Linked DNA regions of Homo sapiens: region 2 is linked to region 1. Evidence: chromatin contacts called from ENCODE Hi-C or POLR2A ChIA-PET data. All regions are on one chromosome and are shown on one strand. Each heading gives the region's core, a stretch centred on a gene start or an enhancer-like site at or near the end of the contact. The rest is flanking DNA. Distances are from core to core; before and after follow the strand shown. Region 1 holds the start of COX6B1 (cytochrome c oxidase subunit 6B1). Region 2 holds the start of MED29 (mediator complex subunit 29).

The links. Hi-C counts contacts between places; a loop is a spot of excess contacts on that map. ChIA-PET counts read pairs that join two places held with the same protein, here RNA polymerase II (POLR2A). Pooled maps may share reads with other maps.
Region 2: a loop to region 1 is called in a pooled map, with 7 times the contacts of the local background. The contact joins the promoter of MED29 here to the promoter of COX6B1 in region 1. A Hi-C loop is called at or near these places in 5 of 50 pooled maps. POLR2A ChIA-PET finds 5 or more read pairs at or near these places in 2 of 52 experiments (A673 and AG04450).

Annotation. Positions count from the first base shown.
Region 1 is chr19:35,646,421-35,651,005 of GRCh38, forward strand. COX6B1 (cytochrome c oxidase subunit 6B1) reads left to right here and starts at 1,903. Exons shown (of 4, transcript NM_001863.5): 1 at 1,903-1,983. RefSeq lists enhancers at 1,895-1,954, 2,115-2,164.
Region 2 is chr19:39,388,144-39,392,655 of GRCh38, forward strand. It overlaps MED29 (mediator complex subunit 29), which reads left to right and starts at 3,235. Exons shown (of 4, transcript NM_017592.4): 1 at 3,235-3,495; 2 at 4,321-4,379. The coding sequence starts at 3,280. PAF1 (PAF1 component of Paf1/RNA polymerase II complex) reads right to left here and starts at 2,963. Exons shown (of 14, transcript NM_019088.4): 1 at 2,675-2,963; 2 at 2,117-2,146; 3 at 1,926-2,018; 4 at 1,497-1,618; 5 at 1,337-1,403; 6 at 1,139-1,240; 7 at 950-1,055; 8 at 804-872; 9 at 619-722; 10 at 417-533; 11 at 196-324. The coding sequence starts at 2,721. It also overlaps a transcript of SAMD4B not described here. RefSeq lists a silencer at 1,621-1,752 and an enhancer at 3,290-3,579.

The DNA.
Region 1 (4,585 bases), core at 653-3,152:
TGCACCGTGTTGGTCAGGCTGGTCTTGAACTCCTGACCTCAGGTGATCCGCCTGCCTTGGCCACCCAAAGTGCTGGGATTATAGGAGTGAGCCACCGTGCCTGGCCCCCATCAAGGGGTTTTAAGCAGGGAAAGGGATTTGGATTTTAGGAAGATCTCATTGCAGGGGATGAATACATGCATGTAAACAGGTAATTCCACAAATAATCACAATGTTGATGGACACAGAATGTGTAAGAAGAGGTCCCTGACCCAATTCCATCTGGACACTGCACCCCAGATGGTATGTGAGAGGCTTTAGAGGCCAGATGGGGGAGGAAGGAAAGCAGTTCTCTTTCATAGCTCCCTCTCCTAGTCCCTAGATGCTTCCTTCATTTCCACAAGAAATTCTTGCATTCAGCAAATATTTATAGACCACTTCCTGTGTGCCAGGCACTGCTTTAGATACAATGGTGAATGAATAAGGCAGACAAAAATTCTTCCTTTATGATAATTCTTTTCTGTTGAGGGAGGCAAAAAGAGGTAAACATAATGTAAAAGAACAGATATAGCCGGGCACGGTGGCTCACGCCTGTAATCCCAGCACTTTGGAAGGCCAAGGCGGGCAGATCACCTGAGGTCAAAAGTTCAAGACCAGCCTGACCAACATGGACAAACCGCATCTCTACTAAAAATACAAAATTAGCCAGGTGTGGTGGCGCATGCCTGTAATCCCAGCTACTGGGGAGGCTGAGGCAGAAGAATCGCTCTAGCTCGGGAGGTGGAGGTTGCAGTGAGCCAAGATCACACCACTGCACTCCAGCCTGGGCAACAAGAGCAAAACTCTGTCTGAAAAAAAAAAAAAAAAAAAAAAAAAAAAAGCCAAATTGGCCAGGTAGGGCAGCTCACGCCTGTAATCCCAGCATTTTGGGAGGCCGAGGTGGGCAGATCACCTGAGGTCAGGAGTTCAAGACCAACCTGACCAACATGGTGAAATCCCATCTCTACCAAAAATACCAAAATTAGCCGGGAGTGGTGGCGTGCGCTTGTAATCGCACCTACTCGGGAGGCTGAGGCAGGAGAATCGCTTGAACCGAGTAGACGCAGGTTGCAGTGAGCCAAGTTCGTGCCACTGCACTCCAGCCTGGGCGACAGAGTGAGACTCCGTCTCTCTCTCTATATATATATTTTAAGGGTAGGGATTTTTGTGTTTTGTGCAGCGTGCTTTCTCAACCCGTAAAGTGCCTGATGGCTGGATACGGTGGGTCACGCCGGTAATCCTAACGCTTTGGAAGGCCGAGGCGGGAGGATCGCTTAGAGACCAGGAGTTCGAGTCCAGCCTGGGTAACACAGCAAGACCCCATCTCTATAAAATGCATATATATATCCAGGAGTAGCGGTGCGCATCTGTAATCCCAGCTACTCGGGAGGATGAGGCGGGAGAATCGCTTGAACCCAGGAGGCGGAGGTTGCAGTGAGCTGAGATCGCGCTACTGCACTCCAGCCTGGGCCATAGAGTAAGACCCTGTCTCAAAAATTTAAAAAAAAGAAAAAAAAAATTTAAAGAAAAGAAATACCTGACACAGAAAAAGCGTTCAATAAATATTTCTTGCATGAATAAAAGTACTTTCGCTGGGACATTTTTCTCCACACCTACCCTCCAGCCAGCCCCGGGATCTATAACACTCTCTCCGAGTGAAGACACAGAGGTGATGAGATCGGGTAACCCACGGGCGCCCGAGCCCCAGCCGCGCAAGCTCACGATTGGGCCAGAAGTGAGGATGAACAAGCATTTAGCCCAATAGAAAGTCGTAGTTCTCTTGCTGGGCGTGGCTTGAATGACTTCAGTGGCCTCCTCCTGGGAGGGAGCTGAAGCCGCTCGCAAGACTCCCGTAGTCCCCACCTCTCTCAGCTTCCGGCTGGTAGTAGTTCCGCTTCCTGTCCGACTGTGGTGTCTTTGCTGAGGGTCACATTGAGCTGCAGGTTGAATCCGGGGTGCCTTTAGGTGAGTGTGGAGGGTTCTGTAACCTGGGACCCCAGTCTAGCGGGCTGAGGAGCCGGACCCCAGCTTCCCTGAGAACGGGTTGAGGCTTCCGGCTGGCGGCGTCCGGCCTCCCTGGACCCCGGGGCCCTGTTCTGTTCATCGTAAGAGCTAACAATGATACGGTTCTTCCTTGATGCCAGGCAACATCCCAAACAACTTTAATTAATTTATTTAACTCTCCCACCAGCCCTATGAGATAGGGCCTGCGATTATCCCCTTTTGTCAGTAAACAGGCTCAGAGATACCAAGCGACCTAGCTGAACCTACACAGCGACCAGGATTTGGCCCAGGAGTTTGTCCTCCAGGGCTCTTCATGGCTAATTCACAGGCGTGGCCTCTCGCGGCTTGCCTGGGCCGCAGCCTGGCTCCCGGGTGTCCAGTCCATCCTCCCTTTTGGACGTTGGAGGGGCCGCAGCGTCATCTCCGATGCACCCTCATCCTCAGATACCGGGTAGAGATCTCGCCGGTAACGATCCTTCCTACTGCGTCTGTGCCCCAGCAGCTGGTGTTTTACACCCCACTTCCCCACCGAAAGACTGTTTTAGTGCTCCAGACCCCCACCACCACCTTGCGTCGCTTGAATTTGACACTGCTCTGCAAGTCTCTGTATAGCCCCACGACTCCTAGGATTCCCTGGAATATAGATACTTTTCTCTCAGGCTCCCGACGAACACTGTCACTTCTTCAGAGACATTATATTAAAGGTGTTTAACCCTGGGTCCGCAGAGTTGGTAGAATTCAAGGAATGCTAGTACTTGAATTGGGGTGGGGGGTGGAATTGCATCTGTGTTTTTACTAACCTTTTGAGGCAGCAACCTCGGTAGTACTAGCAGCAGCGGTGATTTTGTTAGCAATGAAAATCATAGACATTCCTTTTTTTTGTTTTTCTCCTTTTTTGAGACAGGGTCACTGTGTCACCCAGGCTGGCGTGCAGTGGAGAAATCTTGGCTCACTGCAACCTCTGCTTCCCTGTGCAAGCGATCCTGCCTCAGTAGCTGGGACCACAGGCACGCGCCACCACACCTGGCTAATTTTAATTTTTTTTTTTTTTTTTGAGACAAGATCTTGCTGTATCGCCCAGGCTGGAGTACAATGGCACAATCTCGGCTCACTGCAACCTCCGCCTCTTGGGTTCAAGTGATTCTCCTGCCCCAGCCTCCCTGGTAGCTGGGATTACAGGTGCACGCCACCATGCCCAGCTAATTTTTTGTATTTTTAGTAGAGATGGGGTTTCACCATATTGGCCAAGCTGGTCTTGAACTCCTGACCTCAGGTGATCCACCCACCTCGGCTTCCCAAAGTGCTGGGATTACAGGCGTGAGCCACCTCTTCCGGCCAATTTTAATATTTTTTTTGTAGAGATGAGATGGGGTTTCACCATGTTGCCCAGGCTGGTCTTGAACTCCTGGGCTCAAGCGATCCTCCCACCTCAGCATTCCAAAGTGCTGGGATTACAGGTGTGAACCATTGTGCTCCACCCAAAATCACAGGTATTCTTATACCACATTATAACAGCAAATGTCACAAAATACTATATTCATTCATGATTACTTCAAAATTGTATTTTTTTTTTTTTTTGAGACAGTGTTTTTGCTCTGTTGCCCAGGTTGGAGTGCACTGGCACAATCTCGGCTCACTACAACCTCCGCCTCCTGGGTTTAAGCGATTCTTTTGCCTCAACATCCAGAGTAGCTGGGATTATAGGCACCTGCCACCACACCCAGCTGATTTTTATATTTTTAGTAGAGCCAGGGTTTCACCATGTTGGCCAGGCTGGTCTTGAACTCCTGACCTCAGGTGATCCACCCCCCTGGCCTCCCAAAGTGCTAGGATTACAGGCGTGAGCCACCGCACCCGGCGAAAATTGTATTCCTTAATGAATCCTCAGCTGGATATAACTGCTTTTCTTTGTGATGCTGTGCAGGTTTTTTTCACTTCATGTACTCATGGAGCCTATGCAATTTTTAAATACATTTAAACATATTCAGGCCGGGTTTGGTGTCTCCGTTCTGTAATCTCAACATTTTGGGAGGCCAAGCCGGGCAGATCATTTGAGGTCAGAAGTTGGAGAGCAGTCTGACCAACATGGTAAAACCTTGTCTAAAATACAAAAAAATTAGCAGGGCATGGTGGCAGGCGCCTGTAATCTCAGCTGTTCGGGAGGCTGAGGCAACAGAATTGCTTGAATCTTGGAGGCGGAGTTTGCAGTGAGCCTAGGTCGTACCAGTGAGCCTGGGTGACAGAGCAAGACTCTGTCTTAAAAAAAGAAAAAAAAAAACATTCAGCGAGAGGTTTCTGGGATTCATCAGACTGCTGAGGAGTTTGTGGCACCAAAAAGATTAAGAATCTTTGCAGTGTAGATTATGCCAACAACGGAGGCAGCCCACCAGTTATTTTTATGCCGTTTAACCGTAGGAAGTCACTTAGACACCCTGTTCCTTCCTCGTCTGGGCAATGGTGATAGTAATAGTTCCTACCTTTTAGAGTGGCTATAGGAGTAAAGTGTGTAGAACAGCGCCTGGCATGTAGTAAGCACTCAGTGAGTGTTAGCTCATGTTATTTG
Region 2 (4,512 bases), core at 1,985-4,484, 3.7 Mb after region 1:
AAAAAAGATTTTTTTTCTGGCTCCTCCTGTTAGAACCAAGTCCAGCTCATGTGCATGACCAGACATCTGCTGCTCTTGTTTACCAATGCATATGACAAATTCTTAGGTACAAATGACCTCCAAGGTGGCTCTTGCATGCCCCAGGGTCTTAAGAAGCACAGATCCAGGCTAATCAGATAGGAGTGTGCTGAGTACCTGGTTTCCAACTCATTGTAGTAAACCCCGTCACCCTCTCGGAAGATGAAGAAGTAGTTTTCCTCATAGCCCTTGCTAGCTTTGTTCTTCACGTTCCAGTTGTACTCCCGAGCAATTTTGTAGTCATACCTGAAGATGAGGGCACAGGTTCAGCCCCATTTCTTCCCTATCCCAATCCCCAAAACTTCCCAATCCCCAAAACTTAACCGCAACCCACGCACACATCATCTGGTGCATAGTCCATCTCCTCCTCCTGGTCCCGCTTTCGTTTCTTCAACGTCTCTTCTACAGGCAGGAAATAGGCCACAAACTGGTTCCCTTCCTCATCCATCATGCCCCTGGTTGGGGGAAAAGGAGTAGCAATGAAGTGTGAGGACAAGAGGCAGCAAGGAGCAGGCCAAGGTGGACAGCAGGACCACCTACCTAATCATGGCCTGAGACATCATCTCCAACGCAGCTGCACCACTCGTGTCCTTGGGGGCTGGGTCTGAGTCAAAGATCACCTGAGCACATGGATTGATCCACATCTAGGGAGATGGAGGCACTGGGGTTAGATGGGAACAGGCACAAATAGGCTGTCCCTTTCTACCTCCCACCTTGGGCCTGACCTTAAAGTCTGGGAAGACAGGCATGACCTCCACCGGTGTGACTCGGGGTTTGCTGTAATGCTGTGAGATCTGGTGGAACAAAAACAAGGTGAGGAGGAGCTCTGCAGCCGCACCCTTGCCTCTCCCCATCCCAGTCCCTCAATTACTGATTTCTGGGCATCCTCAAAAGTCTTCTCAATGGCTGTGATCTGGCTATCCCTGTCTTTGTATATTTCTTCCTCGGTAAACTGCTGCTTCACAGAAACCCCAATCCTAGGAATGAAGAAAAAGGTCCTTAGGGGCCACTGGACACACCTAATATCTCCACCTTCCCTCTCTTCCTGTTAGTAACTTACTTGACCTCAGGCTTCTCATTGGAGATGCCATAACGGTTGAACTCAGTGGAGATGTACTCTGTCTTTCGCATCCATGGCACCACCTTCGCGTGCTGCTGGGATCTGGGGTGGGAAATCAGGTATCTCAGGACCCCACTGCCCTCCTGCTTGTAGGGCCCACCTGAGCCAGTCTCCAGTACCCATTTGCTACCCACTCACCTCTTGGAGCTGGTGGGGGCCTGAATCTCCTCTTCCAAAAGTTTCTCATCAGCTGGATCTAGAAGAACTAGAGGAGAGCGGGGGGCAGGAGGACCATGAGGGAGGCCCAGGCCTGAGCCTTTGCTGACCTAGAGCAGACCCTCCCTGTCTCCCCACACACCATTGGGGTCGATGCGGTAGGTGTCAGGATTGATGAGATCGATGGTGACCCCCAGGTCTGGCTCAGTCAGGAGGTCATGTTTGTGCTGTTTCTCCAAGGAAGTGGCTTTGTACTGGACGAACCTGGGTGGGGAAACACCTATTGTGGTGTTTGGATTCCAGCTTCACCCCTCACAGCCCTGCTTCCCAGAGGCGGAGCTTCTCTGGGGAGGAACTCAGAATGAAGTGTCCCCCATGGCAGAGTCTGAAAGCTGGCTCCCCAGTGGGAAGGGACTTGGACACTGCTTGCTCCATTAACAATTGAGCAGCTACTACTATGTGCTAGGGTAGGTACTGTGCTAGGCCCTGAGCAGACAGCAGCCAACGAGACAAGCAGTCCCTGCCTTCAAGGAACTCATACCTGAGTAGTTTTCCCATTCCTTAGTCTCACCTGTTCTGGTCGAAGGGGTAGGTGATGAACTTGGGGTCGAAGGGGATATCAGGGAGGCTATTGCAGTACTTGACTCGGCAGACCACTCCAGACCTAGGAACATTAGTGGCTCAAAAGTGGGCCCCCGCTGCCCCACCTCTGCTCCCAGCCCCACTGCCCCACCGCTCCTGGGAAAGCACAGTGGGGCTCACCTCTCAGGCAGAGTCCGGTGGGAATTGGGCCTAGTGGAGAAGAAAGAAACAGTGATAGGTGGAGAGGACGGGATTGACAGGAGAATGAAAAAGGCTTCCCCAACCTTTCAAAAGGTAGGAGGGGTGACAAATGCTGGTTTCTTTGGGTGGTGGTGTGGGGAGTGTCCAAATGCTTTAATGGAAGGAGACAAATGTTCAATTTATTTAGGAAGAAATGCCCCCAAAAGCTTTAATGAACAAGGCCAAGTGCTCAATCCCTTTTGCAGGAGATGGCTTCAAGTGCTTTAATAAAGAACCATGTACTCAATCGTCTTCGGAAGAGGGGTCTCCAAACGGTTGACTGGAGGGATCCCTTCTGGAGGGAGTCTCCAAAAGCCTAATCCCTGAACTGCACGGCGGGGAGGAGGGGAACACCTGAATCTCAGAAGGAACCCGCCCCCTTCGTCAAAGGTGAGCGCTTCATGACGTCACGGGCAGACCTGGGGGCTGGTGACGTTGTTCAGCAGAAACCCTCTCCCGATCCCCCGCCTTGCTGCAACAGAAAAGCGTGGCGCCTACCTGTGGCCATCCTCCCGCTGGGCCTGGGTCTGGATGGTGGGCGCCATAGCGACGAGGCGACGGCAGCCCGGACGGGGTCCTAGCGGGACCGAAGGGGGACGCAGAGGGGCGTGCCGACTTCAGGGGACGCCTGATCCGAGGAAGGCCCAGCTTGGCGCCGCTCCCCGCGGAAAGTGGGTTGAGATGAGGTGGGCGGGCGAGAAGAGCTCCAGCGAGACTCAGGTGAACGCGCAGGCAGCACCGGGGACGGACTCGAAGCTCCGGTTCCACCAACTGCCGCCAAGACGCTGAGGACCCAACGGGTCTCCTCAGGCCGCGACGCCTTCGGGGAAATGAAGTCCGGCTCGGAACCACACACGGATTGGCGAGCGTCTGGGTGAAGGGCGGAGCGAGGGAGAGAGGTGCTTCTGTGATTGGTGGAGAGATATCTCAGTCTGGACGCAGATTTGAGAGTGACGTAACGTTGGGGCACCTCCTTCCCCTCCATTGGCTTAATTGCCTAGGGGGCGGGACTAACTAGCAAACGGGGACTAGAAATAGGGATGCTGAAAAGCAACGGGGAGAGACGCAGTCGTAACGCACTTCCGGCGGTCTACGCGAGGAAGATGGCTGCATCCCAGCAGCAAGCTTCAGCGGCTTCCTCAGCTGCTGGTGTATCGGGTCCTAGTTCGGCTGGCGGCCCGGGTCCCCAGCAGCAGCCGCAACCGCCAGCACAACTGGTGGGCCCTGCCCAGAGCGGCCTCCTGCAGCAACAGCAACAGGACTTCGATCCTGTGCAGCGTTATAAGATGCTCATCCCGCAGCTGAAGGAGAGTCTACAGGTGATTGGCCTTAAGCAGCGAGAAGCAAACTGGATTTGGTAGTCTAGAGGGGCAGGCCGAGGGCCAGGTTAGTCGGAGAGAGCGCTAAGCAGAAAGAGGAATAGAACCTGCTGTTTTGGCCTGGCTGGTGCACGCCTGTGTTCCCAGCACTTTGGGAGGCCGAGGCGGGCGGATCACTTGAGGTCAGGAGTTCAAGACCAGCCTGGTGAAACCTCGTCTCTACTAAAAATACAAAAATTAGCCGGGCATGGTGGCGCGCGCCTGTAATTACAGCTACTCGGGAAGCTGAGGCAGGAGAATCGCTTGAACCCAGGAGGCGGAGGTTGCAGTGAGCCGACATCGTGCCATTGCACTCCAGCCTGGGCAACAGAGCGAGACTCCGTCAAAAAAATAAATAAATAAATAAATAAAACTGTTGTTTTCTGCGAGACCTAAGCGAAGCTCGGCAGAGATGGGATCAGCGCTGATGCTGAGGCTGGGACTGGCCGGAGCTTGAGTGAGGGGTTGTTTAAAGGAGAAACTGGGCTCTGGTCGTTAAAGCCTGAGGAGAGTACTGGCTTATACGGAGATTCTGCCCTTGATTGATAGGTGAGGGAGGACCCTTAGGTTATTGGCGAGAAGCTCAGGTGAGAGCGGGCCTCTGGGAGGATGGAGTGGTGACAGCTATAGGAATGGAAACGAATATTACTTTGGAAAGTCAGGAGGGAAGGTGCCAGTTGAAAAGAAAACCTGAGACTGAGTGATCTCAAGAAAGAGTGTAGATCTGCCAGAGGTATTCCCTTTTGTTTTTCCATTTCCCACGTGTTTTGTTTTTGTTTTGACTAGACCTTGATGAAGGTTGCGGCCCAAAACTTGATTCAGAACACTAACATCGACAATGGACAGTGAGTGCAGCCCCCTTTACCAGGATATTCTATTGCCTTCCCAGTCTTTGAAATTCATCTTTCCTTCTCCTGCTCCCCGCCCACCTCACCTTCTATATTTACTTTTTTTTTTTTTTTTTTTTGAGACAGGGTC